3 separate regions of the Homo sapiens genome follow, and regions 1 and 3 are each linked to region 2. The links are chromatin loops, found by intact Hi-C in ENCODE. Cell type or tissue: mammary epithelial cell. All regions are shown on one strand. Links, peaks and the distances in the headings refer to the core of each region. The heading gives the core; the rest is flanking DNA. Region 1 overlaps TSHZ2 (teashirt zinc finger homeobox 2). Region 2 overlaps TSHZ2 (teashirt zinc finger homeobox 2). Region 3 has its middle 50 kb from the start of TSHZ2.

The links. A loop is a pair of places that touch in the nucleus more often than their neighbours do. Peaks named below come from ENCODE experiments on the same cell type or tissue, not always from the same donor. Only the 100,000 strongest peaks of a DNase experiment are listed, where the experiment ranks them.
Region 1: it touches region 2 in a loop (11-fold over the local background); 8 of 110 quality-filtered maps call a loop at or near these places.
Region 3: it touches region 2 in a loop (8-fold over the local background); 2 of 110 quality-filtered maps call a loop at or near these places.

Annotation. Positions count from the first base shown.
Region 1 is chr20:52,975,772-52,986,211 of GRCh38, forward strand. The region is part of intron 1 of TSHZ2 (teashirt zinc finger homeobox 2); the gene reads left to right. Among named protein-coding and RNA genes, the nearest start is that of TSHZ2, 8.6 kb to the left of the region's middle. In mammary epithelial cell, for the core only: no CTCF peak of the experiment used is centred there; no DNase peak of the experiment used is centred there; H3K4me3 peaks cover 3,103 bases; H3K27ac peaks cover 4,641 bases.
Region 2 is chr20:53,212,617-53,223,056 of GRCh38, forward strand. The region is part of intron 1 of TSHZ2 (teashirt zinc finger homeobox 2); the gene reads left to right. Among named protein-coding and RNA genes, the nearest start is that of TSHZ2, 250 kb to the left of the region's middle. In mammary epithelial cell, for the core only: a CTCF peak has its summit at 4,657 (motif pointing left); no DNase peak of the experiment used is centred there; H3K4me3 peaks cover 139 bases.
Region 3 is chr20:52,917,517-52,927,956 of GRCh38, forward strand. No RefSeq gene overlaps it. Among named protein-coding and RNA genes, the nearest start is that of TSHZ2, 50 kb to the right of the region's middle. In mammary epithelial cell, for the core only: a CTCF peak has its summit at 5,654; DNase peaks (open chromatin) are centred at 5,785 and 9,195; H3K27ac peaks cover 2,577 bases.

The DNA of each region.
Region 1 (10,440 bases), core at 722-8,721, 240 kb before region 2:
ATCAATGCCCTACTCTATTTCAGCTGAAGTGGTTATTCACAAGTAAAGTTAGCCACTTTGGGGTTCTGTAGTCAGTTAACATCCAGGGAAGGGGAGAAGGTGGGTTCTAAGATTATGGCCATACTAACTTTTATCACTGCTTAAAATTAAACACAATGCACAACTGTAAGTAATTACACCCAAGGACTGATGTTGAAAGCTTGATTTCTAGCTTGATTAATGAATAATGGGAGATAGAAAAAGCCTGTGAGTGGATCCGAGCTGAGGCTCTCCCGGAGCGCTCTTTTTCCCAAGAACTGTTCCAGGCAATTTGATTCCTTTGTATTATTAGTTATAAGTTCCATGTTTCAAGGAATCAATTACAGAACTTTCTACTAAAGCAGGTATCTAAACAGAATAAACAAGATGATATTGTAAGTGATGAGGAATTTTAGTCTTTATTTGTTATGTTCCTCCCCCTTCAGGGGGAAGGGATGTGAGGGGACAATTCTCTTTAAGGAAACAGCTAAATCAGAGTATTTCCCTCTGAAATGTCATTCTTCCTGGCTTTCTTAAGCTATGCTATTCCACCATACTATTACTTAGGGCAAGAAAAAAAAAGTTGAGAAAGCAGCCTACAGTACCCCAGGGGTTTGTGTTGTGTGTGCATGCTTGCTTCCTTGGATGTATATTTCACTCACCATTAAAATACATCCACTATTACCTGAAAATATTGCAGGATTCAGTACCAGCATTTTCCCCTTCTATGCATTTCAAGGGAGATAGAGAAAATGGCAGGAAAGTAAAACAGAACGGTGTTTTGATTTGTTTGCATTTTGCAGGATGCAGAGTGGTTAAAAATTTAAAATTGTAGACTTAGAATCTAACTCTTGATTTTCTACAGCCTATCTCAGCCTCTGTGCGCGCACATAAATAATACGTATTTTATTTCACCATACTGAACTGCTTTTATATTAATGACAGCCAATTGCAATAGAACACACAATCTTTTGTGAGCACATCTTGTGAATATATCTTTTATATATGTAAGTTATAGGATTCTGCCCCTGCCCACCCAAAGCAATTAGATGTTTCCCTCTTGCTGACTCTTAAAGGCTTTCTGATCACCCAGATCTGAAGAGTCTTGCAAGAAAGAACAGCTCCCTCAATTTATTTTGTTTATTTAATATGGAGATGAATAATGCAGATTTTGTTTTCATGAATGTCCTTGTGTGGCAGTAAACATTAGACTATTAGCAATCATTACTTAAAAGTTGCAATTTGCACCTTAATAACACAGGTTATTTACATGGGAAACATAGTCAACAGGGACAACTCTGAACACTGCAACAGAGCAGAAATGACCTCAGAGATCTCTTTTCCACCTCTTGATAGTGATGACTCTGAATTAACCGGTGAGGTCCCAGAAATCTCAACCAACAGGATGGAGGGAGGGGGCAGGCAGCTCAGGGCGAAGTTTACCTTTAATTTACTGTCAAGTGGGACAGCTTTCAAGAGACTAGGAATCGGGTAGATTTGGGACCCTTCCTCCCTCACTTTGTTTAAACATCCTTCAGAAAGACAAGTTCACATCTTGAATATTTAAATATCTCACGCGATGGATTCCTTCACTTGCCCAAAAGTATGTTTTTAACAAATGAATGGAAAAATACACACACACACACACACACACACACACACACACACACACACACACACGCATGGACACAATAAAGTCCAAAGGGTCTTAGCAGCACAAACTCTTTTGGCCATTCTTGTTACTTAAGGCAGATATCTGAAAAAGGAAGGATAGATTCCTTGAAATCGCTTGGTCCACACAACATTTTGGACGGAAATTGATTGCTTAAGTGGTCCTTTTCCCACCCCCGTCTTGATTTCCTTCTTCCACCTCTCACCTCACCCTTAAAGACTCAGACTGAATAGGACATCTCAAAAGCCCATTTGTTTTAGGCATTTATTGATTTCATTTTTAATCTGCCATATCAGGACACAATACGTTAACCCTAATCAGCAGATTACAAGTGACAGAGAGTTTAGTGGAAACTCTGTAAGGGAGCAGGGGCTCCGGGAAACTTCTTGACAATGAAAATCTTCTCTGAGGCTTAAGAGTTTGGATGCTGAAGATTACTTTTGGGGAGGGGAGAAACATTCCTCAGAAACAGTCTACATTTTTTTCTTCCACTTTACATTTCTTTATCTCCCAGTTGCCCATTCTACTGCTACACTTTGGGAATGCTTAACACCCAAGAAATACCTCCCAAGTATTTTTAGGAGGTCGGTCCCTGAAGCAGCTTGACTTTTGTCATAGTCTCCAACGGACGTTTATGCTTTCATTTCATCCCAGCTGATTTCTCATTCATTTGACGGAATTTCTCCAAAGGATAATACCTGAGTTGATCTGTTTCTTTTCCCAGGGCCTTGGGAATTGTGCTGTCCATTGAATGGGTTTTGGTCATGGGGGTGGGGGCACAGACTGAGCCTGGCATTTTTTAAAGCCATTGAAATGATGCCTCACTGTTCATCACTGCAGCTGAGCTTATCAAGTCAACCAAGAAGAAAACCTAGGCCCTGGTCACGTTTGTGCTATGCCTGTAATTAGCTGACACGAGGTAAATGTCCAAAGTCGACCTTCCCTTCCATCACTGTATTTATACTATCAATTTTATTTGGGAATGTCATGGTCTGGGAAGACTCAGCCACTATTTCGAAGGCAATGCCTGCTTCTACCTAGGTCCCCTTTAAAAAAACACAGAAATTGCCGAACAAATTCTATATTAAGACCAGGCATACACGGAGTATCATTTTCGTTTGATGCAAAGTCAGTTGGAAATACATTTAACTAACAGTTAAATAGTGTCTTGCATCGCTTCCCTGAAGCAGTGGTTTTTCATTACATATTTAATTACAATCAAACTGAACGACTTTTATTAAAAAAATCACAGTGGTATTAAAAGAAGCCTGGCGCACAAATAATTTTATTGCTTCACAAGTTGAGAACGCTTTTATATTTTTATTTCTTTGAGAGAAATTTATTTTAATTTTCTAATGTTGTGATAAATACAGACTATCTTTTACTGTAGTCTGTAATCAGGGAGAGCTTATCCTTCTATCTTTATAGAGTCTGCTTACCCCAGAATAGGTTTTTACATTCATTTTTCAGTAATTTGTAACAATTGGTATTTTTAATTTTTTTTTTAAGTTTTACAAGTTCTATTTAAAGTTAGAAATTCTCACATTCCTTAGGGTGATCTTTGGCAAGCAGCTCTTCGATTATAGGAGGAAGTTAGTCATTCTAACCACATAAGAAAGTGGAGAGTACTTGCTTGCTTACCTGAATATTACAGTAAGAAAAAAACACCATCTATTTACATGCCTCTAACATGTAACACTATTTTCACTGGATTTATAATTTCTTTTTTTTTTCCTCCTACTGACCTTTCATTCACTTGTTTTGGGAACTTTTTCTGAGAAGAACGTTTAGAGATAGCATTTAAAGTGGATTTCAAGATACATCAGATTTTAAGACATTGTAATAAAAATTAGAGACTTCAGAGCCCAACGGTTCACTGCTAGTCTAGGTCTGCAAACTAATGAGAAAGCACCTCTGCAAACACATAGTTTCAACTTTAACTTGCACATGAATGGGGAGCGTCTCCAGCAGTGTGGCCGTATCCATATTGCTCATTTTGTCCGAGAAATTATTTTGTCCAAGGGTATCAGACTGAGGTCCGTTCAAAGACATTATATACATACACAGAGACACAGAAGAGAAATCTGAGATGCGAGTGGGAATTGCTGATATATTTGTTTCCAAAGCAAACTCCATGAATGAAATGATTCAATAATTTGGAGGCATTTGAAAGTCATTAAAATGGCCATTTGGAATTTTCAGTTGTTGCCTCCCTCAATTTTTTACGTTTCCCCTGTAGAAAAAGACATCCTCTGGGCACCCTCAAATATTCTGGGATGCTAAAGTCATGCTAAAATTATTTACAATTTTAGAAATTAAAATTCAGGAGGCACAGCAAGATAATCCGATTATTAATATATCAGTATTATTTAGCTATGCATAACAACAGGAAAACGCACAATGCAAAAGTTTTAGAGATAATGAGCTTAGAGAAATTACATGGGGGGAAGAAATACCTGGATCATATTTGAAAGCATTTGTCTTGAATTCTGCTCATCTAAATGAGAGCTCTCTTTCTACCTGTGTCATTTAAAAAACAATTTCAATATCCTCCTACCTGCTACCCCAGCCTGAAGCAGGGACTAATGAAACTCTCTCTGGACACACAGATGTAAGACACTATATTACACAACACTTTTTAAAAAATTGTTTCAGAAAACCAAATGTGGGCATGCAAACCAAAAGAAAAACCTCAAGGATCTTCGTAAGATAGCTAGCTCAGGGTTCAAGATCAAGAGAACTTTGTTGCGGCAGGATAAGAAGACAACAGCATTGCGTTTTAGCTAAACATCTCTTCTTGGCAAATGAGAAGCGGTGAAGCAGGGAAGATTTTTTTAAGGAGCTTTTTAGCTCTTTTGCATCTCTCTCCAAAGACTAATTTAATTGAAAAGCTGTAGTGTCCATTTATGATTAAGGAAAGGCCTCATGTTTCCACAACACTGCTAGACACTAAGGTGGGTTTGAAGAAAAAAAAAAAAAGGCCAGCATTCTGCAGTTTCTGTTAGTATAAAAATTAAGATCACTGGTCTTAATTACTTGAGTGCTTTCAGAACTGAAGGAATACTCTAAAATCACCCCTGAGCTTTCTTCTTAAAGCCACATCTAAGCCATTTCTATGGAAATTATATAGTTTAGATATTAAGGTGGGTAGAATACAGTTATTGCTTTTAATGAAAATAGTTACGAAGGGCAGAATGAGATAAAAACAGAGTTGGCAGCAGCCATTCTATTTGTAATGAATTTGAAAGAAACTTCCGTAATGCTTTACTGGATCATGAAAAACCCATGAAACCTTGTGACATGGGAGATACAAAAATGAGACAGAGGGTCAAGGTCTTCTATAGGGGAAAAATGGCTTGTGTAAGTGAGAGCAGTGGCATATAAATATCTCTATATAAACTGCACAGGGCTTACTTTAAATCACTTCAATTTATCAGATCCTTGGAATTTTTTTTATGTATTTAGGAGCCTCTCTTTTATACCCCAGAGAGATATGAATAGCTTCTGGGCCAAGATGATGCTGTAGAGAAGAGTCAAATCTATTCTATGTGCACGGTGCCATTTGGTACAGAAGAAATGCCAAAATGAAAAGCCATAAATGCGTTTTATATCAGAATTGCCTTTGGCTATTTTCCTTTATTAGAAAGTTGGGTACACTGCTGAGTGCTTCTTCTTGTTTTCCCCCTTGGGATTAGATTTGAGACTGTGGATGGAACAGCGGAGTAAGGGCAAGTGACTTGGGTTCTGGTTGCAGCCTTGCCCCACGCTAGTTATTTAGCCCCGGGCAAGCTCTAGAGATAAACCTTACTCTCCGGGTAAGAATGTGAGTTTTTGGAGTCAGACTGATTGAAGTTCAAGTCTCTAGGTCTAATTCTTATTCGGCCGCGTAAACTTGGGCAGGCTGCTCAAATCTCTGCCCTCCACTTTCTAATCTATAAAATGGGGGCAATCATATGTTCCAGGTGTGTGGAAAGGATTGTGTCAGAGGAGGGCTGAGAAAGTGTGCTGAAACTGTTAGGCACCACAGGGATACGAGGGAATAGTGTGTCTTTACCCTGAATAACCAGACTATGGAAAATTTATATTAACTGGGAAACAAGCAACTTACCAGTTATCACAGAACAAGGGGTCCAGGGCTTGAAAGAAACCAGATATGGATGGATTTTGATTTGTAAGCCTGGAAACACAATGGCTAAGCAGTGTTTTAGCCTCTTCTCCTGAGGCAGACTCATTCTGGGCTGTTTGGAGTCCAGCACCCGCTCAAAAAAGAGTTTCTTTCCCAAGAAATAGAATTTATAGCACCACCAACAACGGTAACAATGGTAACAATGATATCTGCCACTAAACAAGTGCTTTTTACATACCACGTGCTTTATATGTTTACATTTATTCGTTTACACGGCAGTTATTTCTTGAGTTCCTACTATGTGTCAGATGCTGTTCTACTACCTGGACCTGGAGGTGAATAGGATGGGGATGATCCCTGGGGATCTTGCCCTCCAATTGGGGGAAGCTAGAGAATATACAAAGAAATTTATAAAGGAAAAGATAATTTCAGTATAGAAAAAAAGCTTCATGATGGCAATAGCTTTATAAAAGCAAAATTATGAGAGCAGGAGTTGGGACAACAGAGATGTAGATGGTCAGGGGAGACCTCTCAGAGGAGGGGACATCTGGGCTAAGTCCTGTTCCTTATAACTTTCAAGTATAATCCCTGTTTTACTGATGAGAATCTGAGTAAGTTGCAGGATAACTCATTCAAGTTCGTGCGGTAGCCAAGCTGAGTTTTAAACTCAGCTCTTCCTGCTTCCAAAGTCCATGCATTTAATTTATTATGATCGTTTATCTAGAATAGTCATAGCGAGTTGCCAGGAAGGACCCAAGGAAGAACCCTCAGTCTTATTATTCTCCCCCTGTGTCTATTGTGATGTCTAAAGCTATGGGGTTAATTGAGAGCCTAGACGGAGGATGCTGCCTTTAGCGGCATCTCCAGATAGAATCTTCAGGCCAACTCCTGTCATCTGAAGTTGTCTCTTTATGGGATGTTCTTTCATATGTCCGTACATGCATTCATTTGTTCAACAAATATTGGCTGTGCATCTATTATGTGCCAGGTATTGTTCTAGGTGCTGTAAAAATAACAGTAGACAAGAATAGAGATGCCCCTGCCCTCACACAGCTAATATTCTTGTGGGCTAGCCTAAAAAGCTAACAAACAAATAAATATATAACACAATATTGAATAGTCCTAATTGCATTTCATAAGAATAAATCTGGCTTCATGAGGTAGAGTATGATGGAGGGTTGCCATGTTATATAGAGTGGTCAGGGGAGCTATTTCTCCAGTGGTGATTTGATCAGACCTGAAAAAAAAGTGAGAGACTAGCCAAGCACAGGGCTGGGAGAAGCAGTCCAGGCAGAGGAAGGAGGAAATGCCAAAGGCCTAAGGAGGTGATGTGATCTGATTGGTTATTAGTTGAACATAGGTCCTGTTTGTATTTCAAAAGTGATGATGGACTTGGGCATGTTTGCTCTCTCCGTCTACTTACCCAGCCCCTAGTGATGGTGAGTAGGATGCTTAGGATGATAGAGGTGGCAGCTGGAGATAAAAACACATTCCCAGCCTTCATAGAGAGATTGGTGCTGTGATGGATGACATGGCGAGGCTGTGGAAAGGCATTGTTAAGAGTCAAGCCGACCTGGGGTCCAACTGCAGCCAGCTGTGCACTCAGAAGCAAGTTTCCTCACCTCATTGCACCTCAGCGTTTTCATCTGTCAGATGGGGATAAGAATTTTGCTCACCTCACATTTTACTTGTGATAATTAGATTATGTGACACATATAAAACTCTTGGTGCGGGCCCAGTATTTACATGGGTTCTTCCTCACAAATGAATGTTTTTTATTCTTGCACTTAATTGTGTTTTCTTTTCTGCAGGAATTCTGAGAGAAATCTAGGCACCTGAGTTAGTCCTTGGCACCGTTTAGGCAGTAACCAAATATTTCCTGATGAATGAATAAATGAAACTGTAAAGAAATGAATGCTTTCATTCATATATTGCTTTGTATACTAATTAATTACTTTCAAGTATAAGGATCTCTTTCATAGGTCTAAAACTTTTAGCAGACCTCTGGACCAATTGCAAATCCTAGCTGTTCTTAGAATATGTTTCAAATGAGAAAATATTAATGACCAAAAGACGATGATTTTCGTCTGAATCTTGTATTTTGCGCATCGTGACATCACGTGCCTTCGACTGAAGAGCAGTGATATCCCTTTGTGCGGTAAATATTGTGCATTCATCTTCTAGACAGTGCTTGCTGAGAACATGGATGGAGGGGAAGGAGTGGAGGGTCCTCATTTCTGACCCTGAGGTTCAGCCTCTCCCTGCGCGCTCTCCAAGTGGTGCTCCGAGCCCCCCAGGACCTGGCAACTCTGTCCCTCCCCCACGGGGAACCCGCGCTCATCCCCTCAGGCCCCAGGCGGCGAAGCTTAGGGGTTGTTAAGCTAATGGGAATAGGCTACGGGCTGTTTCCTGGTAACGCCTTCTTCACTTTTTAATTGTCACCTCCAGATAAGTGCCTGAGAGCAGGAAGAAGGGAAGCTGGCTGGCTGCCTGTTAAGATGTATCTTAGGACAAAGAGATTTGGGATCCTGGAGAGCACGGGGGAGATTCTGCTGCCTGCCTTAGGACCTTTATGAACAAGCGTGATGTTGGGAGGGCGGCTGTGGCTGTGTACCAGGTGCTGTAGGAGGCGCTGGAACTGGAGCCTTGCATCCGAATGACAAAGTGCCTGCCTTCCCGGAGCTTACATTGAGTGCGGAGGACAGACCAGGGACTAGCCAGCAGACAGTCCCATGTGTCAGGGTCTGGTGTTTGCAGAGGGTGTTTGCAGGGGTAGAGCATGACAGGAAGTGGCTGTTTTGGATAAGACGATCAGGAAAGGTACCCGTCTGCGGAAGTGATACTGGGTCTGGAGTGAAGCGGTTGGAAGAAAACTGCACCTCTCTGGAGGAAGACAGTGCCAGGCACAGCTGAAAATCCGGGGCTAGAGCTACTGGGAGGAACAGGAGGAGCAGCTGGGAAACTGGGTGGCCGGAGCAGACGGGGAGGGTGAGCAGGGAGGGTAAAGATAAGCAAGCAAGGGGCTGGGGCTGTCACCGAGGTGGGGTGCCTCGGAGGGTGCAGGAGCAGAGTCAGGATCTGACTTAGGTTTGATAGGCTCCTCTGGCTGTCCTGCGATTTATCAGGGACCCAGGTTGCGAGCAGGCCGACCACTCAAGAGGCGTCTACATCAATGCAGTCAAAGGCTATGCTGACTTGGACCAGATGGATGGCGGAAGAGCCATGACAGTGGTCCGGGGAGAGACCACAAGTTTGCAGGCAGGGTGCTAGTGAAAAAGAGGCGTCTACTGAAAGCTGTCCAGGAGAAATCAGACTAGGTTAGCCATGAATATTTTCTCTAATTCTGTCTTCTATTTTTCTCCTCCAGTTATATGTAAGGGTCTTACTGCAAATTGTCAGTCTATCGTTCTCTGAGCCAAAGTGGAAACCAATAAAAGTGTTGGGAGCTGCCTACATTCTAGAACTGACCGTACAGGGAAAGAGGCCACACTTTTCCACGCATATTTCCTGGAGTCCTGGAATGGCTTCTTCACATATTTCTCCACCCCCATTAGACAACTCAGTCACTAGGCAAGAGGATGGATCTTGGAGTCTGACAGACAGGCATGGGTTCAATTTCTCTCCAACGATTATTTCATCTCGGTGCGACCTCAGGCATCTTTGCTTTCCCAGACTTTGTTTTCTCATTAGCAAAACAGACCTAATAAAAGGACTCATTTCATAGGTTTTTTATGAGGATTAATTGAGATAAACCAGATAATACGCTTAACACCGTGGTACTTGCAATGAAGAAAATGGTGAATGGTACATACATGGTAAGTGGTCAATACATTTTAGTCATTCTATTAACAAGTTAATAATCCTCTCCATGCCTTGATTTCCTTATTGGTAGAATGGGGATAATAAAACCCCCTTCTGGGTAGTTGGGAGAAGTCAAGCATTAATACCAGTGAAGCACTTCAAATGGTGCTTTGCATACAGCGAGTGCTCAATAAATGTTAAATTCTTAAAATCATCACCACGATTCTGACCTTATGGACTTTGAAGGGCAGATGTTGTGTCTCATTGCTTTCGTGTCCACAAGACCTGGCACATAGACGATGCTCAATAAATATTATTTGAAGGAGTGAATGATGGTGACATGGTTCTTAGGAGTTAAAATGAGAAAACCCAAGGAGCCGAAAGCATGTCTCTACGGGGAAAGGTTAGAGAGCACTGACTCAAACCATCGTCTCCAATTATGCAGTTTTAATGAGGAAGCAAGCCCAACCTTGAACATTATTTAAGCCAGAGTTATCCCAATAAGCATTTTCCTACCATGAGTGGTAGATTAAGTAGCATTGAGTCATGTAGTGAAAGTAATGTCCCTTCTTCATACCATTTCAATGCCTCTGGTAAGTCAAGAGAAAGTCTTTGATAATAGCCTATTTTTAACACCTCTCACCCTTGTTTGTCAGAAAGAGCAGACCTCAGATTCAGAGACTTTAGCAAGCAAAGATATCCAGTAAAGAAATGAAATAATGGCCGGGCACAGTGGCTCACGCCTGTAATCCCAGCACTTTGGGAGTCCTAGGCAGGCGGATCACGAGGTTGGGAGTTCGAGACCAGCCTGACCAACATGGCG
Region 2 (10,440 bases), core at 871-8,870:
ATCAAGAGGGACTTCATTGGGTCTTCTAACTGAATAGTGTGAGGATAGATCTCAAGTGTGGCTGGATTCAGAAGTCAACCCACTTTCCTCTGTGCCGGCTTCATTTACAAAAGATTCTCTCCGCATGGAGGTGTGGTCCCCCAGATTGAGAACCAGCAGGAAAGGAAGTACTGCTTTCTCCTGGTGGTTCCCAGGAAATTCTGCAAGTCTTATTTTTCAGAATTGGCTCAGGAACCCATCCCTGGACCACTCCTTGGGGCCAGGGGGATGACGTGCTCCAAAAAAGCTTTGGGGCTTGCGTGGCATGCTCATTAGGTGGTTGGTGTGGGTTGACTTCTCCTGAATCCTGTGGATCAAAAGTAAGGAGGGGGATCCACTTCATAAGACAATTGAAACCAAGGTGTTGTCAATCAAGGGAAACAGCAATGGACACAGGGGAAAGAAAGGAAAATGTCTACTGCAATATGTAATTAATAGTATGGAGGGTTAAGTTTCAGTTTTTGTTGATTTATGGAGTTTTTCAATGTCTTACAAACAATCAAAACACCGAAAAACTTTTAAATAAAATTTCAAATAGCTACAAATCTAGCTACCTTAGGTTTAAGTCACTGGAGATTACTGGTTGAAAGTTTGTTAACAGTTTCTTGTTCATGCCTTGAAAATTTCATGCAAAATTGTACCTTTTGGCTCTCTCTGAAGAAACATGACAATTTGGAGTCTGGATTAGTCCTTGAAAAAAGCTGGTCCCTGAATTCCTTCTGCTGCTGCACCTGGATGCTTCGTTACAACTAGAGCTAATAGGAACCACCCAGCACTCGTCAATGCCTGAACTGGGCTGACTGCATGGCTGATTAAACCCACAGCAAAAAGTGTTTAAAGTTTAATTAATCAGTCAACAAGAAAAATTGAACTCTATACCATGGGTAAAGCGAGGCTGCACACACACACACGAGAGACAGAGAGAGAGAAAGAGAGAGAGAGAGAAATTTGATGGTGAAGTATTTCCTATAGAAACAACCTCTCTTTCTTTGGTGACAACATTATTTGGGACACCATTAAGAATTTAATAAACTAATTGGACTTTTTTTTTTTTTTGCAATTTCATGCCAATGAACACTGATAAACCAACTTCATGGTTGCTCTTCACACTTGAGATTTGAATAGTACCTTTATAAAACAAAGCCATTATGAAATGGCCCTGTCACCGTGACTTCTAAAGGGTAAGACTGTGCCTCCTGACAATAAGTCCAGCCTGACTTTGTAACATCTCTTGGCTCCCTTGTCTGGAAGGATGATTAAAATCAACAACTATTTCCTGAGTGCCTCTTCAATATAGGACATTGTGCTAAGTACAATATAGTAGTAGGTGCTGGCGGGGAGGTCACATACACAGATAAACCATAGGTGTCGGCCTTACATTGCTTCAAATTCAGTGTGAAAACACAAAACTCACACGATAAAGTACAGTGTAAAGTGACATATGGTAAGTAGCCCAAATCAAATGAAATTATTTAAATTGATGTAATTAAATATTTATTGAAATACTTACACCTACATAACAGGCTTAGTTCAAGGTCTTGAGGAAATAACAATGAGCAAAACATACAAGATCCCTGATCTCTTAGAGTTTATGTTACGGGGGTGGCAGGGGGAGAGGGAGCGGATGATGGACGATTGAACAAATAAGTATAAAATATGTCAGATTATTAAATGCTGTGCAAGAAAAATGAAGCCGAGCAAGGGCTTAGTTGGAGGTGGAGGAAAGTGCACTTTCCTAAGACTGGTATGGGAAGGGGCTTTTAAGAAGACAGTGTTGCGAGGGCTCACGCCTGTAACCTCAACACTTTGGGAGGCTGAGGCCGGCAGATCACTTGAACTGGCCAATATCGTGGCCAAGACAAACCTGGCCAATATTGTGAAACCATGTCTCTACTAATAATATAAAAAATAGCCAGGCATGGTGGCACGTGCCTTTAATCTCAGCTACCTGGGAGGATTAGGCAAGAGAATTGCTTGAACCCGGGAGGTGGAGGCCGAGGTGACCAGAGATCATGCCACTGCATTGCACTCCAACCTGGGTGACAGAGCAAGACTGTCTCAAAATGAAAAGAAGAAGAAGACAATGTGAGCAGAGAAAGGAATGAAGCAGAAGGAAGGGAGGGTGTGTAGAGTGTCCAGTGCCTGCCTGTGCTTAGTAAGCACTCAATCAATAAACACTATTATTATTATAATTAATCTAAGAAGGAGCCCGTAAACCTGAGAGGAGAGTGTCATTGCAATGAGCTTGATTGAAGCAAGATTTGTGAAGGATGTGGCATTTAAAAGGTTGAGATAAGAGTTCATGGGGAGATGAGGGAAGGGCCATCTGAGGGAAAAGGAAGGATAAAAAATCCAATGGACACTGAGATCGGGCACACCAGTGGGCGGGACCCATAGGCTAATGTCCTCCTGCAGAAATGCAGTTTGGGTTTGTTTTTGCAGGGAGGTTGTTTGTTTGAGTTTTTTTTAAAGATTATCTCATCAAAACCTGAATTTCAGGCTACTGTGAGAAAAAGTAGAAAATCTAACAGCACTGAGCCCACTTTTCCACGTGGCAAACACTGGTCTAAGTCCTTACAGCCCTGCCACATCATCCCAAGATCACAACACCACTTCCCGGGATTCCAGTATATTGCGGTGGTTTTTAAGAGCAAAATAGCAGCATTTTGAGAGCTGCCTGTCATATGAAAAGCGTTCTCACCACACCCTTCCACTGTCTAACCATGCCACAGTATCTTGTTTCTCTTTTGGTTCTCATTTCCTGGTATATGGGAGAGGTTGAGTGGCTTTTGCCAGACATTTGCTTTCTTTCCAGAGCTCCTTCAGCTATGGTCTACAGTCAGAGTTCCATCATGGAGGCATCCTAGATTTTTTTTTTGCCTTTGGGAGGGGAGAAGTGAGGAAGAGACTATATTAAAAATGTAAGAAAGGCTGGGCACGGTGGCTCACACATGTAATCCCACCACTTTGAGAGGCCAAGGCAGGTGGATCACCTGAGGTCGGGAGTTCGAGACCAGCCTGACCAACATGGAGAGAAACCCCATCTCTACTAAAAATACAAAATTAGCCGGGCATGGTGGCACATGCCTGTAATTCCAGCTACTCAGGAGGCTGAGGCAGGAGCATAGCTTGAACTCAGGAAGCGGAGGTTGTGGTGAGCCGAGGTCGCGCCATTGCACTCCAGCCTGGGCAACAGGAGCAAAACTCCGTCTCAAAAAAAAAAAAAAAAAATTTAAAAAATGGTTTCATAGGGATGGGAAAAGAGGGGTCCCAGGCCTAATTCCCAGTCTTTCTCCTAGGGTTGAGCTCCTGCCCTTTTTCCCCTAAGGCCAAACACCTGTCTCTGATGTCTGATTCCTCTTCTCCCAGAATTCTTCATTTTGGCCAAGACCTTCTTCCCCAGTCAAATTCCCAGAGACTCATATCTGGAGGACAGAAAGGCACGACCTTAGCTCTTCCTCAGAATGAGGAATAGAAAACAGTGGGGGGCCAGCTCACTTTTTAATAAGACACTAGTATTTCAGCATTCTATGAAGTCAACACCCAAGGAATGTCCCTGTCATCTGTTCTCACCTTGCAATTGCTGGTCCTGTTGTCTTCCCCAGCCCTCTCCACACCTCACTTCACCAGCCAAGCCATTGTTGGCTCCTAAGCATTTCAGTTCCTGATGGAGGAGTAAGACAGGTAGTCAGGTAAAGCTGGAGTGAGGACAAATGGGACTGGGGTGGCGGAATCCCTGGCAGAAAGTCAAGGACGTGAACATACAAGGAAAAATAGGCCACAGCCAGAGCACTGAAGGCCACAAATGTGAACCCCTAGCTAGGATATGTCATTTTATGCCAGGCAAAATCAGGACAACAAAGGGTTCTCAAGCATAGGTGCGACCCAACCAACCCTTCACCAGCCAGGAACATTTTCTGGTGTTAATGCCATCTTAGAAAATGCTGTGAAAAGCTCCTTGCACTGAGCTAGTTTCTCATCCCCTGATGTTTACACCTCTCAAAGGTGCATGGAGCCCCACAATGTGTCACTCTCTGATTTGTCACCTGGAGAACACAGCGCAGACATGTTTGGCTGCTTTAATATTTCTCTATAAATCAATCCTCTTTCCCCTTAATCATGTGGGTTGTTCTTCTCTGAACTTGCTCCAATTTGTCTACATCTTGCTGGGACTGAGTTGTCTAAAAGTGAACACACCCTTCAAATGCGGGAACTCTCCCTGCAGCCCCTGGCAGCTCCTGGCGACTCACTTCACCGCCCGGAGAATTCCGTGCAGGGCTCCAGCGGTGAGCAGAGTTGGAAACGGCCCATCCCCAGTTTCCAAAGAGGCCGTGTCTTTCTGTTCCTGAGCGGGCCCGTTTGTTATTTTTAGTGTCTGATTGTCAGGCTGCGGCATTAGAAAGTCTGTGGTCGCATTACATATTCCAGAAAGTCACATTGCTGGTGATGTGCGGCTGTATCGATGGATGAGTAATTGCTCGCTGTCAGGCCCACCCGGTGAAGCTGTGTCCTCCCAAGTTGTGAAAGGGGGATAGTGCGAGAGCCGCACCTGCCGCGGCCCCACCTGTCTGCGCTTGGCCGATGCCAGCACCTGCAGCCTTTCGTACCAGCGCCCTCTGCTGGTCGGACGCCCCACTTCTGGGCGCTCAGGGAGCAGAAGGGGCCTGGCCTCACCCGACAGCCCCCTGGCTCTAGGCAAGTGAGATATTATTATTCCCATTTTAAAGACCAGATAACTGAGCCCCAAAGAAGCGAATATGTGGCTCACAAGCAGAAAGGGATAACAGATGGAAGAACAACAATAATCAGAACAGCAACGCCAGTGAACCGTTGCACATCACTTAATTTGCCAGGGGCTGCAAACCCACAGACAAATAATGGCAGAAAGTGCAGAGAGCCAGGCGCAATATAAGGAGTGGATGGGGACCATGGCAGATCCCTGGTGCTCAGTCTAGAGGAGGCAAAAGCGGTAAAGCTCTGCCACGCAACCACACAGGGCCAGTAACGTCAGAACTTCTCAGAAGGCATCTATCCTTAAGTGTGAAATTTCTCTGATTTTGAAACAATTCATGGGCCAAACAAAATATGGCTAAGGGCTACATTTGATCCACTGCCCCTGCTTGTAACCCCTGGTTTACACAGAGTTATCTGACTTACTATCTCATTTAAGTTTCACATAATCCTGTGATATCATTACTGGTTTTATCCTCACCTTTGCAAACAAAAAAACTAAGGTTGAAGGAAGTTATGCAAATCTAATTTATGTTAGAAAGGAGAGTCAGACCTAGGCTTTCACATCCCAAAGCATAGATTCTCCTCCCTGAACAATACAGACAAGTATTTTACTTTGGGAGAAAGGAGACTGGCTAGCCCAACACCCTCCTTTTTAAGAGTGAGAAAGCCGAGGCTCCTTTGAAGGAGCCGCAAATGGCAGGCTGCACTTTACAAACAGTCTCAAGTCTGGTTCTTTCAAGTCATGATGTTGTCCTTTATTCTGCACTAAATTTGTTTTCTAAAGACTACGCCTATAGGCTGAGGGCCTCTCACCTGTGATTAGAACATTTGCTTTGAGTAGCTTTCAAGGAACAGAGCTGTGTGTGTGCTGCACCAACCACATGGTCTCAGCTGGCACCTATTATAATTCAAATTGAGAGATGGGAAACATTGAGATGCATTAAGCAAGATCAAACTTTACAACAGTTGGCACAGGGGCAAATGAATTCGGCTTGCCGACTTATTTGTTCGGCCCACACAAACCACTAAATAAATAGATAATCGTAATAATAATGTACACAGCATTGCCAAAATTTGTCAATCAGGTGATTTCGCATAAAAATTCAATTTCTCATATTCTTTTGCAAAATCCAAACATCTACCGCATTGGTTCTATATTCGCAGATGACGAGATTAGCTGGAGCTATGTTGTTGCCACCTCTTTCCAGCAGGGCATTCACTCAGCAACTCTCCCCAATACCTACCTCTTTCTATTGTCTCCCTGAGGCCAAACATCACTAGCCATTTATCATTGTGTTTGGGTCTTTCTTTTCATAAAGAAAATGAGTTGTCTCCTATAGTAATGTCTCTCAAAAGTGAGAAAACAGACTGAGAATTCGAGAAAAATAAGAGAGAGCATCTTTCTTTACAGTGATGAAGATATTCTAAAATATTCATATTTATTGAACAATTTAGTGTTACTTTCCTTGTCTCTGGTCAGCACCTGAGTTTTCTACACCATTTTGGAGACTTTCTAATACAGTCTAGTATCTGTTAGTCTAGTAATATGAACTACCTAATACAGACTTAATCAGTGCAGTTTAATGAATCAGCTGATTCAAAACAAGATTGGGCAAAATGAGAACCACAGCTTGCTAAGCCCCCAGCTGCACTGTGGGTAGCCATTTCCAACAAGAAAACAGTTAGGTAAAAGAAGCTTTTACTGTGTCTCCCCCTTGGAGGCCTTTTCTCAGTATTTCCATAGAAAGCCAATTTCTCATTTCTCCATTGGCCCAAGACTTTCAGGTAAACACAGAGTCTATTGAAATGCTGTGAATTCCCCCATAAAAGCTGATGTCCTCATCCATCCATTTCTATGGCCCACCCCTGGCTTTTTAAACACGAGAACAATCTTAAGCAGTTTAGCCAACAACAAGAAATAAAATTTGTGAGGCTTAACATCTCCAAACAAAAAGCAAGTGGCAGTGTTGCTTTTTTCTTCTGCAGTTATAAAAGACTGAAAATGGAATATTCATCCCTGTTTCTGCATCATTTTGTATTAAATTTGTAACTACTGCATAGTTAGCACTATAACTTTCTATTGGTATGATTGAGATAATTATTGTTATTCATCTTTTAATTGATAAAGCTTTGGAGATGTTATGGGCTAGCAATTTGTGACTGTTACCTTTATTTGAAGAGACTAAAATCCCAGAAGTTGAAATTATCTGTTCCTTGGGTCACAAACTCCCTCAAGGACTTCTCCAGACAGGTAATTTGTGTGGGCAAAGTAACCTTATAAAGAGCTCCAGCGATCAAAGAAGTTACCTATACTCAGCCACAGCCAATTATATACATGGAAGAATGCATTCCAGTATTACTAGATCCTCAAATTTTTCAAGAAAAGCCAATAATCTGATTGGTGACACCTTTTGATTTCCCAATGTCAATAACTAATTCCTATTTTGTTTTTAAATATTCTGAGTCAAACTAAATATGTATGTGGATCCACATTTGGTTCAAATTTACCAGTTAGACACCTCTAATATAGTGTTGACTCCTCGATTTTGCAAAAGGAAACTGGAGATCTGTCAAGGGATACTCGAAAAACAGAGACAGAGAGCTAGCATTCACATCCACACCATTGAACAAGCTAAGGTGAAGCCTGACTGTGAGATAAGACAAGAAAACCACTTTCCTCTGAAATGAAGAACAATGAGGGCTCTCAGATTTTTCCTTACCATGACCCTTCATTCTCAGTGGAAACCCCTTCTTAACCTCATTATCAAAATAACGCATTTAGCTAACTTGCCATGAAGGAACAGATTTTAAACTTTCATTTTTCTTGGAGGAAAGTCTTTGGGGTAATTGGAGCAAAAAGCTACTAAGAGTCAGTGAATATTTCAGAATGAAAAAATGAAGAAGGAGCTAAGTCACATACATACACACGTTCATACACACACACTTGTCTAAAGGTGGGGCTTTAAGAGTTTGAGCACTGACTTGGGAAGAATTAGCCTCACATCTATTGAAAGCTCCCTGTTGATGAGAAAATTCCTCTACAGGGTTACTGATTAAGGGCCAGTTTTTTTGTTTGTTTGTGTTTTTTGTTTTTCTCCCATGTCAGGGTTAGCTCATGGGCCAACCTATTTTTATGGACACAATTTTATTGGGACACAGCTGTGCCCCTTTATTGATGCATTGTCTATGGCTGGTATCACGCTAAGACAGCACAGCTGAGTCGTTGTACCAGATGCCGTATGTACCACAAAGCCTCAAATGTCTACTATGTGGTCCTTCACAGAAAAAGCTTGCTGACTGCTCCCGGATGTGAGGGGCCGGTCATGCATCCTGTGGCACCTTGTAGGGTATTTTGTGAATGAAGGACTAAGAAAATGATAATGGGTACCAGGAATCAAAAACTCAAATGATTATAGAAAGAAGAAAAATTAAACACAGCAGGCCATGAGAAAACTGTTGTGAACTGGAGTGCTTGTTCTGCATCTCAAGGTGACAGCATCTGCTAAGCTCAGAGATTGCCATCTGGCAGGAATGTAGACCCAGTATTCCCAAACCTTCTGATTCATGAATGATATGGTTTGGCTGTGTCCCCACCCAATCTCATCTTGAATTTCCCATAATTCCCACGTGTTGTGGGAGGGACCCAGTAGGAGATAACTGAATCATAGGGGTGGTTTCCCCCATTCTGTTCTCGTGGTAGTGAATAAGTCTCATGAGATCTGACGGTTTTATATGGGGAAACCCCTTTTGCTTGGCTCTTATTCTCACCTTGCCAGCCTCCATGTAAGACATCCCTTTGCTCTTCCTTTGTCTTCTGCCATGATTGTGAGGCCCCCCCCGCCATGTAGAACTGTGAGTCCATTAAACCTCCTTCCTTTATAAATTACCCAGTCTCAGGTATGTCTTTATCAGCAGCATGAGAATGAGCTAATACAATGAGCACTCATCAATCTGGATTTTCATGTGAAATCTCAATTTTTTAAGTGTTGGTAACTACATTTAAAAATAAATACTGTGGGTATCTATAGGGGCCACCTATTTTTGTTATCTTCTGGGTCAGCAGGGAATGTCCTTATCTTTCTTGTTTCTGATCAGGCTACAGGAAAATGGATTGCTAGAGAACAGAGGTTTTGTGACGGAGTGGTATAAGAAGAAATCTGATGGCCAAGGGCTTGTTACTGGGTCTGTTTCAAATGCCAGCACCTTCTGTGTCTGCCTTCAGACAACACCAAACACCTAAATCATCTTGGTAAACACAGATAGAAAGAGACAGAAAGGTTAAAAGTATACTCATAATCACTTGCTTTTTTTCCCCTCCTAAACGTGTTTGAGAGCAATATTGTTTCGTAAAAACAAAATGACCCCATTTCTAAAGCAATATTCATGCTAAGCTACTCAGCTGTTAAGTATAACCAGCAGTTTGCATTATGATGAAGCTAAGCCAGAATTTCAATTATTTTCTGGACACATTTAAAATTATAATACTTTACTGGGTTAGTGTTATAGTTCATTCAAATTACTCACAAACTATCATATCAATCTCTTGCAACTGCTAATGCCTTACAGATGCGTGAAGTTAGGCGAAATAAGAAACTGACCAGGGTAATGACTTTCATACTGGCATTGTATTTTAAGGGATACATGTCCCTAAGTATTTGGATGGCTAATGGTCAAAAGCTAGCTCTTACTTCTTATAATATTTAGGCTAAAAGATATAAAAAGAGGATAGAGACCATTCTTTTTCCTATTTCCAGGAAAACATCTGGGTCTGTACAAAAATTCCCAGCAGTCCACTCTACCCCTCCTCCCCACAAATTTTACCTCTTCTGACAAATGACTTTAGAATTCTGTCTCCAAGTACCCAAGGGTGGCATTGCTTTATTTTCTCCCTCTGGGACACTGTTGCCACCAACCCTTGAAATCTTCAACATTCTTGCCTCTCTACAGACACTCAGCTTTCAGTGGTGTACCTCAATGCAGACCAGCAGTGAGAGCAAAATTCATCAAGTGCAGGTCCAGTTAATCGACAAAGATTTATGAATGTCACCACCAGCAGGTGCTTAAAATGTGGATCTTCCTGAAGAAGGCGTGCCACTCTAAGCCTCTCCTAATCAATGGGAGCCTTTCATGCCCTTCGCAAAGTCTGGAATACCATGTGCAAAAATGCGTTCAGGTTAATTTATGACTGCCTCTCCAAAGGTTCTGTCACTTGGCCCTGTGTTCTGAGGGACACGGTGTCACTTAAAAAGCAGGAACCATGGGAACAAGCTGTTTTGGACTTGCTCTGAATGCTAACTGCTAATGCAGTGAAGTTAGCCAAATGCCCAGAATCAGCAAGGGGGCTTGGACAGCTAATATGAGGCTTAGCCACATGCAAGCTTACAGACCCAGGTGGGATCCAATCAAATAAATACATTAGAAGCCTATTTAAAACACTTTTTACTATTCAGATTGTCTTTGCATTGACAAAGAAACTACAGCAAAACAAGAAATGTATCCTTTTTTTAGTGTCTTACCCTTCATATCTAGAGTTGCATTGTCCAGAAAAAAAGCTACTTGGCACCTGTGGCCATTTATATGTCGATTTGAATCAATTAAAATGAAAGAAAATGAAAAATTCCTTTCTTCATTCGAACAAGCCACCTTTTAAGTGTTCAGTATCTACAG
Region 3 (10,440 bases), core at 1,692-9,691, 290 kb before region 2:
GAGTTACATAACTTCAGGAAACCTTTCTGAGCCTCAATTTCCTCACCTATAAGATGGGAATAACATAATGTTTAATTCTTCGGGTGATTGTCAGGATTAAATTAATTGAACAGCTTAGAGTTGTGGCTAGCACATCATTACCATAATAAAAAGGTTGGTTATTATTGTTAGTATTGCAGTATACCAAGTTATGGGAGGGGGTCTATGCAGGGTGATTCTCAATTCTATCAGAGGGACCCAAAAAAGGCTTCACAGAGGAGATGCCCATATACATGACTGATGAGTAGGAGCTTATCCAGCCTATGAAGCAGGAGATGGTGATCATTCAGGCAGAGGACAGTAAGCTAAAATCACCTCATTTTTTCTCTTCTCTGATGCACTCAATTAGTGGACACCTTTTGGTTTTGCTGCCCCCTTTTCTCCAGTGATAGCACTTTGATCTTTCCTTGGATAGCTATTCTTTGCTCACTCTTGGCACACAAAGATAGGGTAGGACTGAATCCACTCCCAGCTCCTGATTGGGCATGTAAGTCGGATCTGTGCAACCATTCATCTGGCTGTGGAGATGAGTGTGGTCAAAATTGAACCAGTCAAAGTGAATCTCAGGACCCTGTATGGAACCTCTAGAAAGAAGAGTACTATTGGTTTCCTAGGACTGCTGTAAGAAGTACCACAAACACTTCTTTTTGTTAAGAGCAACTTAACAAAAAATTATTATCTCACTGTTTTGGAGGCCAGAAGTCCAAAATCAAGATGTTGGCAGGCCATGGTTTCCCTGAAGACACTGGAGAAGGCTCTATTCCAGGCCACTCACCTAGCTAGTTGGAGTTCATTGGCTTGTGGCAGCATAACTCTATCTTTACATGGCTTTCTCCCAGGGCCCCCGGACATGGCTGAGTCCAAATTTATCCTTTTTACAAGGACATCAGTCATGTTGGATCATAGACTCAGCATACTCCAGTATACTCCAGTATACTCCAGTATGACTGCATCTTAACCACTCACAACTGCAATGACTCCATTTTCAAATAACAACACATTCTGGGGTATTGGGTGTCAGGACTCAGGAATCTGGGGAGAACCACAGTGTAACCCATAACAGAGAGGTTCTCATTACACAGGATTTAAAGTTGATAATAGATAAGTCTGATGCTTCTGGGGATTCTAGATGGGGGAGAAATACCCTCCCTGGGAATAAAGCCAACTCAGAGGAAATGAGAACTGAGAGACAACAAAACAGGTTCCCACTGTCATCATCTGAGCACCTGGATCCAGCTATGCCTAATTTGATCCCTGAACTTTTCAGGTACAGGAGCCAATAACTCCCTCATTTTTTTAAAGCTGACATTAGTTAGAGTTGGGTTTCTATAACATTGAAATAAAATAGTCCAGTCGAAAATAAAATCTTAAGCCACTTAGAAATTTTAAAATTTTTATAAATAAATTCTAGGATCCATAAGAGAAAAGGATAGGTTTATTAAAGAAACAGGAACTTTAAAACAGGTTTAAGCCAGTTTTGAAGAGCCACCCCTTTCTAGACACATCCTTTGATATCTTGCGTAGTAACTGTTAGTAGTTTGTGACATTTCTAGTCTGTCCTGGGTGTTACTAGTAGCTGACAGGTCAGGCCTGTCACCTCCATAAAAGCAATGAACATCCATACCAGCAAACTCTATGGTGTGGAGTCCCTTTGAGAATTACTGATGTCACACTAAATCTCATCAGCTGTATTTATTCTCTCTTCATCACTGCCATTTGAGGCTCTTCAAAAAGAAGAAGTCTGATTATTTTTACATGAAGATAGCTTCTCCCTGCTCCTGTGATTTGAAAATTGTAAACCAAAGCTTAATTCTAGGAGAGTTCATTTGTCCTCATGGCAAGTATAATTAAAATATAAATCTCTAGGGGGAATACCTGGAAAATTAAGGTTATTGTTGACATTATTATTAATTAATAATTATCAAATACTCACTTTAAAAAATGATTAGCCTTTAGATTTTGATAGCCTCCATTATCCTCATTAGGTAATAGTGAAATAAAGATGAATGAATCCTCAAGCTGATGAATTAATGATTAAGGCAGTCCAGAAGAATTCAACCTAGATTCTGTATCCAGCAGGCTTCCGCATCAGCCTGTGGCATTCTCTTAGCTGGTTAGATTTTGAGTAAGTGTTCGAATGAGATTAACTCTTAGAGCAGTGATTTCATCGGGAGATAAAGTCTGATAAGTAAAGAAGAAAAAATACAAAACCACATTAAATCCTTTCAGCAATATCCCACTGAGGGTCCCCAGAAGGTGATACCAGAATACAGCCTGCATGAGGTTTCTGAGACACCCTTCTATAATCTTGTCACAAGCAAAAGAATTTTCTAAGGAAACATCTAATGATGCTGATAAGAACCATGCACATGAATCAATGAGGAACCTAGACCTCTTGGTTTAGATTTGGTATGACAGTATTGTGTGTTAAATAAATACCAATAAATTATTAAAACATATTGGTTGTATCGTAACACAGAGCCTTAACAATGTATTATGTCAGCATGTACAGCTCTCGCTCAGGGAAATTCTCCATCTCTTTAATTCAAGCATTGACATTCTGTGCCAGCACAAAGCTTTTTTTTATTTGAGATTGACACATGTCTAAAATTGCTTAGATTTTGTGTTGTGCTCTTAATACTTGAAACCCGGCAAATGAAATTCTATGTCACTGTGCATGAACAATGCCTTACAAAAAAAAAAAAAAAAAAATCTTAGCCTGGGGGTTCAACTAGAGGATTGGAGAAACAAAAAGTGCTTTCACTACTATTGCTTCAAGTTGGGGGAATAATTACTTTGCTCGAGGAAAAGGGAGGGCCATTCCTAGCCCCTTGAAAAAACAGTATGTTTGTCAGGCCTTAAATTAGATCATTAAATTCAAGAAGGGTGTTGTATATGGATCCTGGTCATGTCAATGTAAGGGCTGCCTGTGTCATGGTGAGGATGTTAGTCCTCATCTGGTAACTATTCAGGGGAGCTTCTTTGCTCCTGTTTTATTCTGACATGCCTGGGTAATTGTGGTAACCCTGATGAACTCTCCTTTCTCTACCTGAGGATAAACTTCCTCCAGTTTACTTTCCAAAGGCATGATTATGCCTTCTACTTTGGCTGTAGTTTTATTTTCATGGGATTTTCTCAAAATAACATTTCAGGCATCAAGCATTACTTAATGCCCTTGAATGTCACCACATTACTAATGGGGATGGGGAGTCTGGCCAAAGCTGGGACTCCCTAGGTGAGTATGAATGGCAAATCTCACGTAGCACTTTGGCATTTAGCATCTTATATCTACAAGGTTGTCCCTATATTCAGTTTTTGATGCAACAGTTTTGTTTCATTCTCAGCTGTTGGGAAGAAAAGAAAAGGAGTTTGCTTAAGATTGAAAATCTTTTTGGACTGTGATCTAGATGCCTCTACGGGACAATCTGGGGCCATAAGCATAATGAGCACACACTCTTTAGGAAGGAATTTCGACCTTTTCTGCCTTACTGCTCAATATCCATTTCCCATCCTCCAGTGCACTAAACAGCCGTCCCAGGTGACCTCGCATTTCCCCAATAAGCCGTTTTGTTTCAAGCTTCCGTGCCTTTGCACACGCTGTTTTTGCTATTTGAAGTGCTTTCCCCATCTTTTGAGAAAATTCCTATCCGTTCTTTCAGAATCAGCTCCAGAATCTTTATGAGATCTCTGCTTCCTGGAGAAGCACCCCCAGTATGTTTAATTTGTAATGAACCTCTTCAAATTGCTCACCTCTTGTTTCTACCCCCTCAAATTTTTGCTTCTTGAATGGTGAGGCCAATTGGAACTAGCCGTTAGGAGCTATTATTATATTCCAAATCCCGGAGTCAGTGATCGAGGCATCAAGCCATTTACTCCGTGTCAAAGCCATGCTATATGGGCTACTCTCCCCATCGTTCAGATGTGAATCCTGAGACTCTGAGAAGTTAAGCAACTTGCCTGGTATCACATAGTTAATAAGTCACAGATCCAGGACTCAATCCCCTGAAGCTGACACCAAGTATGACACAATTGATTTATCGCCACAGTAAAATTTTTTGTTTTCCTCACTTCTCCCGCAGCACTTGATATATAGTTGCTGCTGTGATAAATGAGCAAATGTTTGGATTATAAAGCCGTTTGTTATGCTATATAGCCCATTCTACATTGGGAGATGGAATGTAAAATGATGTATAATACAGTCTTCTATAATGGAGACTATTAAGATAGAACAGAGAGGGCCAGGCGTGGTGGCTCATGCCTGTAATCCCAACACTTTGGGAGGCCGAGGCGGGCGGATCACGAAGTCAGAAGATCGAGACCATCCTGGCTAACATGGTGAAACCTTGTTTCTACTAAAAATACAAAAAAAAAAATTAGCCAGGCGTGGTGGTGCTCGCCTGTAGTCCCAGCTACTTGGGAGGCTGAGGCAGGAGAATGGCGTGAACCCGGGAGGCAGAGCTTGCAGTGAGCCGAGATCGTGCCACTGCACTCTAGTCTGGGCGACAGAGCAAGACTCCGTCTCAAAAAAAAAAAAAAAAAAAAAAAAAAGATAGAACAGAGAGAATATTGACAAAAGAATAATAGTAATAGCGATGATAGTTTACATTTTGCATATGTGCTGTGTGCCAGGTACTGGTATACACCTTATGTAACTCTGCATGAAACTCTATAGATGAGCTTCAGGAAAGTTAAGGGACAAACTTACCTCAAACCTCTAAAAGGTTAGAGGTTAGTAAGAGCCAGCATCAAATCTTGAACCCCAAATTACCCCAAAGTTAGCATAGTGGAAAAACTATACAGACACACTGGAAGCAGGCTGCTGATGTAAACTGTTTGTATTCAATACGCTCCATTTTGCAATAGATAAAGTCCTTCTCCTGTAATTTAGATAGTTTGAGTTCTCACTGTGGCTTCACTACCCATGAGTTGGGTGATCCGAGGTAAGTAATTTTTCCTTTTTGGTTTTGGTTTTCTTAAAAATTCCATTCTGGTTCTGAGACTTGATGTGCTTCTAATAATTTATGCAACAACCTGCAGTAGCTAGTTGACCCTTCCTGTTTCTCAGCTACAAGCCTTTGACAGCTCAGGAATTTGGCGTTTGTCACCCTCTGCCTGGACACTTCTTTCCCACTTCTCCCATGTGGCTTACCCTTCAGGTCTCAACCCAAATGCCACCTCCCAGAGAGAACATCTCTGACCTCAAGTTAACCTCCTTTGCTACCCCCCCATTACTTCCCCTACAGGGTTTCCAGAAGTTGAAATTATTGCAATTATTCCTTTACTTGCTTTTTCCCTACTCCCACCACTGAAACACAAGACCATGAGGACAGGGCTCTGGCTGTCTTTTTTAACATGGTATACTCATGCCTCAGACAGTGCTTGGCACTTACTAGGTGCTCAGTAAATATTTTTATTGTTACCCTTTTCAGTCATTGTAAGTAAAATAAATATTGTTAGTATTTTCAGTGATTCCAGAGAAAATCAGCCAAAACTTTAGCGTTTCACACATCTTTATAAATTTCCATTTTCCCTGGATGCTCATTTCTCAATACCTGTAATTACCTTTCTACGCCACCCCATTCTCAATCCTTCACACATAGTCCTGCTTTCCATGCAAGGTGGGGGAAAGGCATGTGGCTGGCTGATTAAGCAATTAGCCAGGCAAGCAATTCTTTCTTGAGCAAGTGAGTCATTGCAGATTCAGAAACTAGGCATTCACACTGGAAACCACCCAGGCAACTTTGTTCTTGAGTACCCTTGCCTAATGCGGTTTAATGAAAACCTTTGCATCACTTTTAATTCCCTCTTAAGTAATGCATACCATTTAATCAGGGTTCCCACCCTTTCTATTGTGAGAGCTGGGGGCTGGTTTATAAAAGAAGAAGACGAGAAATAGCAGTTGACTCAAGACCTACTGGAGGGTTCTGCTTGCCCTGCTGAGGCGCCTTTGTTTGTGGAACTGCATTGTTTTGTTTCTGTGGTTATATTTAGAGCAGTGCACAGAGAATGGAAAGGGGATGGGAAATGAATGAGTTTACAAATATGTTGGTGATATAATTAAAAGGGCAGGAAGATGCCATGTAAATAAATAGTAATGGGGGGAAGGGAAGAGCTGAGCGAGAGAAGACCGAGGAAATTCAGGAAATATGGGGCTTCACTACGAGCAATAAGGCTGCTTGGCTGTGAGTGTCATGCTGTCCCCAAGCACTGCCAAGGGTCCAAGGCACATTTCCTAGACAACGGGACATTATAATGAAGGAATCCACCTGGAGTTTTCTCTCATCACCACAAGGAAAGAACTTTTCAAGCATATTCTAGGCAAATCCTTTTCTTTTTTTTTTTTTTTCAAAAAAAAATTCAAAAGTAATAATAGATGTTTTGATAAATGAATAGCTACCCTGATTGAAGGCTTGCATTGGCACAGTTAAAAGCCCTTTTACTCATTTAATTCACACAGCAGCACTCTGAACTAAGTACTATTATTATTCCCATCTTTCAAGTGATAAAACTGAGGCAGGGATGTGAAACCACTTGCCCAAAGTTAAACAGGTAGGAAGAAGCAGAGTTAGCCCTGGAGGTCATTTTGCCTTGCTCCAGAACCCATTACTTTAACAACCTCGCTCTCCTGCCTCTCCGCAATTTAAGTCTTTTTAGAATTAACCATATGAAATTGCCAATCTTGAGTCATTTTCTATTTACAAAAAGTGGCAATTTCACGTGATTCAACCTAATGCAAAATTATAGAAAGTATGAAATTCTTCCTCCTGCTGTCAAAAAATGTGTATTTCTAGAACTTTCCAGTGCACACACCTACAATGGCACTGCTAGACAGACGTCCATAATTTTATATTGTGTTGTTTACAAGACTGGGAAAATATGCTCAAAAATATTCCTTGGACAACAATGCACAGATATTCTTGTGCACATGTGTGACTATTTCTGGAGGCGGGCTATCTGGAAGCAGAATGCTAAATCATAAACTTTCCCTCAGGGCATGGCAGTTCTTAAAATTCTGCTCTCCTTGCTTCAGTCATTCAAATTTCCAGGTGCTAGGTTCATAGAGGGAATGACAAGTCATTTGAGCCAATGAGGTACAGATGCCGGATACAAAGGGGGTGGACCCAGAAAGACTTTTGAAGAGGTAACCCCAGCAATGATCTTCCCTCTGACCAGAACATAGATATTTCAAATTTATGAATATGACTTCCTGCCTCAAAAAGGTCAGAGATCACCGTGAAGCTCTGGTTTGTTTCATCAAGCCCAGAGAGATATGTTGAAGGGGTGGTGCTGACCTCAAGGGTCTTTGCTGCCTGGAGATGAAAGGCCTGTGAAGGTCAAAGACCTCGGTTAAGTCAATATCCTACACAGTGATAGCTCTCTGATACTCTGATCTTCAATGACTCAGCTCCCTGGGGATCCCATGCTCCTCAGACTGAAGTGATGTTGGTTCTTGGGTGTTTAATGTCGTCTGTCTTGATCTCCTAGTTCTCTTTTACCTGGCTCATGCTAGTCTATCTGGGATTGCAGCCGACTGATCTTTTGAGTACATCGGGTGTTCATTTCTGAGACTCAGAGCTGTACTGCCTGGATTTGTGCAGCTGTTGGGATTCCCTGTTCTTGGATGGAGACTGTCTCGACTGTCTGTTTCCTGGACACCAGCAGTAACCTGCTCTCTGACGATCCATTCCACTCCAGGCAATTTCAACCCAGCAAAAGGATGATGGTTTCTAAAATACATGTTAGATTTTAATCACTCCTCTGCTTCCTCATAATTCTTTTTTTATTTTTTTTTGAGACAAAGTCTTGCTCTGTCACCCAGGCTGGAGTGTAGTGGCATGATCTCAGCTCACTGCAACCTCTGCCTCCTGGGTTCAAGCGATTCCTCTGCCTCAGCCTCCCTAGTAGCTGGGACTGCAGGTGCGTGTCACCACACCCAGTTCATTTTTGTATTTTTAGTAGACAGAGGGTTTCACCATATTGGCCAGGCTGGTCTCGAACTCTTGACCTCCAGTGATCCTCCCACCTTGGCCTCCCAAAGTGCTGGGATTACAGGCGTGAGCCACCACACCCAGCCTGTGGCTTCCCATAATTCTTAATAAAATACCAAGTCCTTCCCATGACCTATACAGTCCTACCTTATATGGCCCCTTCTGCTCCTTCCTAGGCCCCACCTCATACTAATTTCCACAAAATCCTGGGCTCCAGCCCTGTGCACCTGTCCACGCCTTCAGGGAACCATGTTTATTTCTTCACACCCCTCCAAAGTCATTAACTTGCTGTTCCTTCTTTAGGAAAACTCTTTCCCTTAATTTCCCATGGGTGGTTTAATCTTTCCATTTCTGAAATCCTCTTTTGTTGTTGTTGTTGTTTACTTATTATTTTCTGTTTCCCTAATAAATATTCACCCATAAAAGCAGAGCCTTCTTTTGTGTATTTCACCAGTGTTTAGAATGATACTTGGCACTTCTTAGGAGTATACTAAATGTTCGACGCAAAAGTGAATGAAGAAATGAATGGGTCTTGGGTTTCTGTTTTCCAAGAGCCAGTGGTAATTATTAAGTAAAGGATTTCCTTTGGCTAGTCTTCAGCGGACATGCTTCTTTCCAGAGGGAGGACGAGAAAGTGGATAGGTTTGTTAGGTTAACAAAGCTATATGTTTAAAAACGTTCATCATCATTTCATATTAAAGTGAAACAATGTCAATACCTTTGTTAGGAAAAGCATCCAATATTGTGTGAAATAACACAGAATAGAAATCTGTTACCAGAATAAGGTTACCCATAAGAACTGGCACGAATGGTGATTAAGAGTGTGCAAATAAAAAGAGTTAATTCCAGAACAATGTGTTTGGCATTACAACATTTGTTATTTAAAAAATCATAAACTAAGAGATTCATGTCTGTGTTGACATTGTAAAAGAATTTAAGGGAAAAACTGGTTATCCCTGAAAGATGAATAATAGAAATGTTTTTATTTTCCATTCCACGTGTTTATGGTTGTTTAAAAGCACTGTGTATTTCTTTCATTAAGCAGGTAAGACACCAAAGGGATATATAAAAAGCCAGCACAAGTTCAATCTAAAAATGAAAAAGTAGAGAATGACTATTTCTAAAGCAAGTAGAAACAATGATTCATAAACTGGGCAATGATTAAAAAAACAAACAAACCAGGCTTAAAGGTGTGACAGGCTGTGATCAGACAGTCCAAATCCTTCATCCAACCCCTGGCTCTACACAACAGCCTTTGTGGCTTAACTGGTGCTAAAAAAGTGCTTCTTCAAGCTGATGTTAGACTGCCCTTCAGAAAGAAAACTGAGCAAACCATTTTACTTTATTTTTATTTATTTATTTATTTTTTGAGACGGAGTCTCACTCTGTCGTCCAGGCTGGAGTGCAGTGGCGTGATCTTGGCTCACTGCAACCTCTGCCTCCTGGGTTCAAGCAATTCTCCTGTCTCAGCCTCCCGAGTAGCTGAGATTACAGGCACCTGCCACCAAGCCGGGCTAATTTTTGTATTTTTAGCAGAGATGGGGTTTCACCATGTTGGCCAGGCTGGTCTCGAACTCCTGACCTCAAGTGATCATCCACCTTGGCCTCCCAAAGTGCTGGGGTGAGCCACCGCACCTGGCCCAAACCAACATTTTAATAATACTTTTAGAAGTTTCTTTCATTCATAGGTTCTCCCCTCTGTGACTTATTGATACTCTCGGGTCTGCCTTCCTCCCTTTGTACTGGAGATTCGAGTAGGGCCTTGTGCCAGTTGCCTGTTTCCAAGTTGCTGGTGTTATTATCACTGCTCACTTCTCTCCTTCCCTGTGGGAAGCTGACTCTTGTCTAATCTTTCATTCTCAGCCTCTGAAGTTGGGGGCAGAAAAGGTAAGGCATCAGAGAAACCTAAAATAGGAGAGGGGTCTTCAAATGATAAAAGCATACTTTGGAATTGAACCTGGACTGTGGGAATTGAGACATACATGTGGGCCTGCACTTGGTGACTTCAATCATGTAATGACAAAGCAGGATGGATGAGGACGGGACTTGTCTTAGTGGGTGGCTGGTAAGCAATAGAAACTTACTGCTCACAGTTCTGGAGGCTGAGAAGTCTGAAATCAAGGTGCTGGTGTATTGGGTATCTGGTAAGGGCCCCAACTTTTGGTTCATCCATGGCACCTTCTTTCCGCATCCTCCATGGTGAAAGGGGCTAGCTAGGTCTCTGTTATAAGGCCGCTAATCCCATTTATAAGGGTTTCACCCTCATGACTTAATCAAATCCCAAAAGTCTCCACTTCTTAATACCAACACATTGGAGATTAGGTTTCAACATATGAATTTTAGGGAAACATAAGCATTCAGACCATAGCAGGAGCCCATATTCATGTCTTACTAATTCATTCAACAAATATTT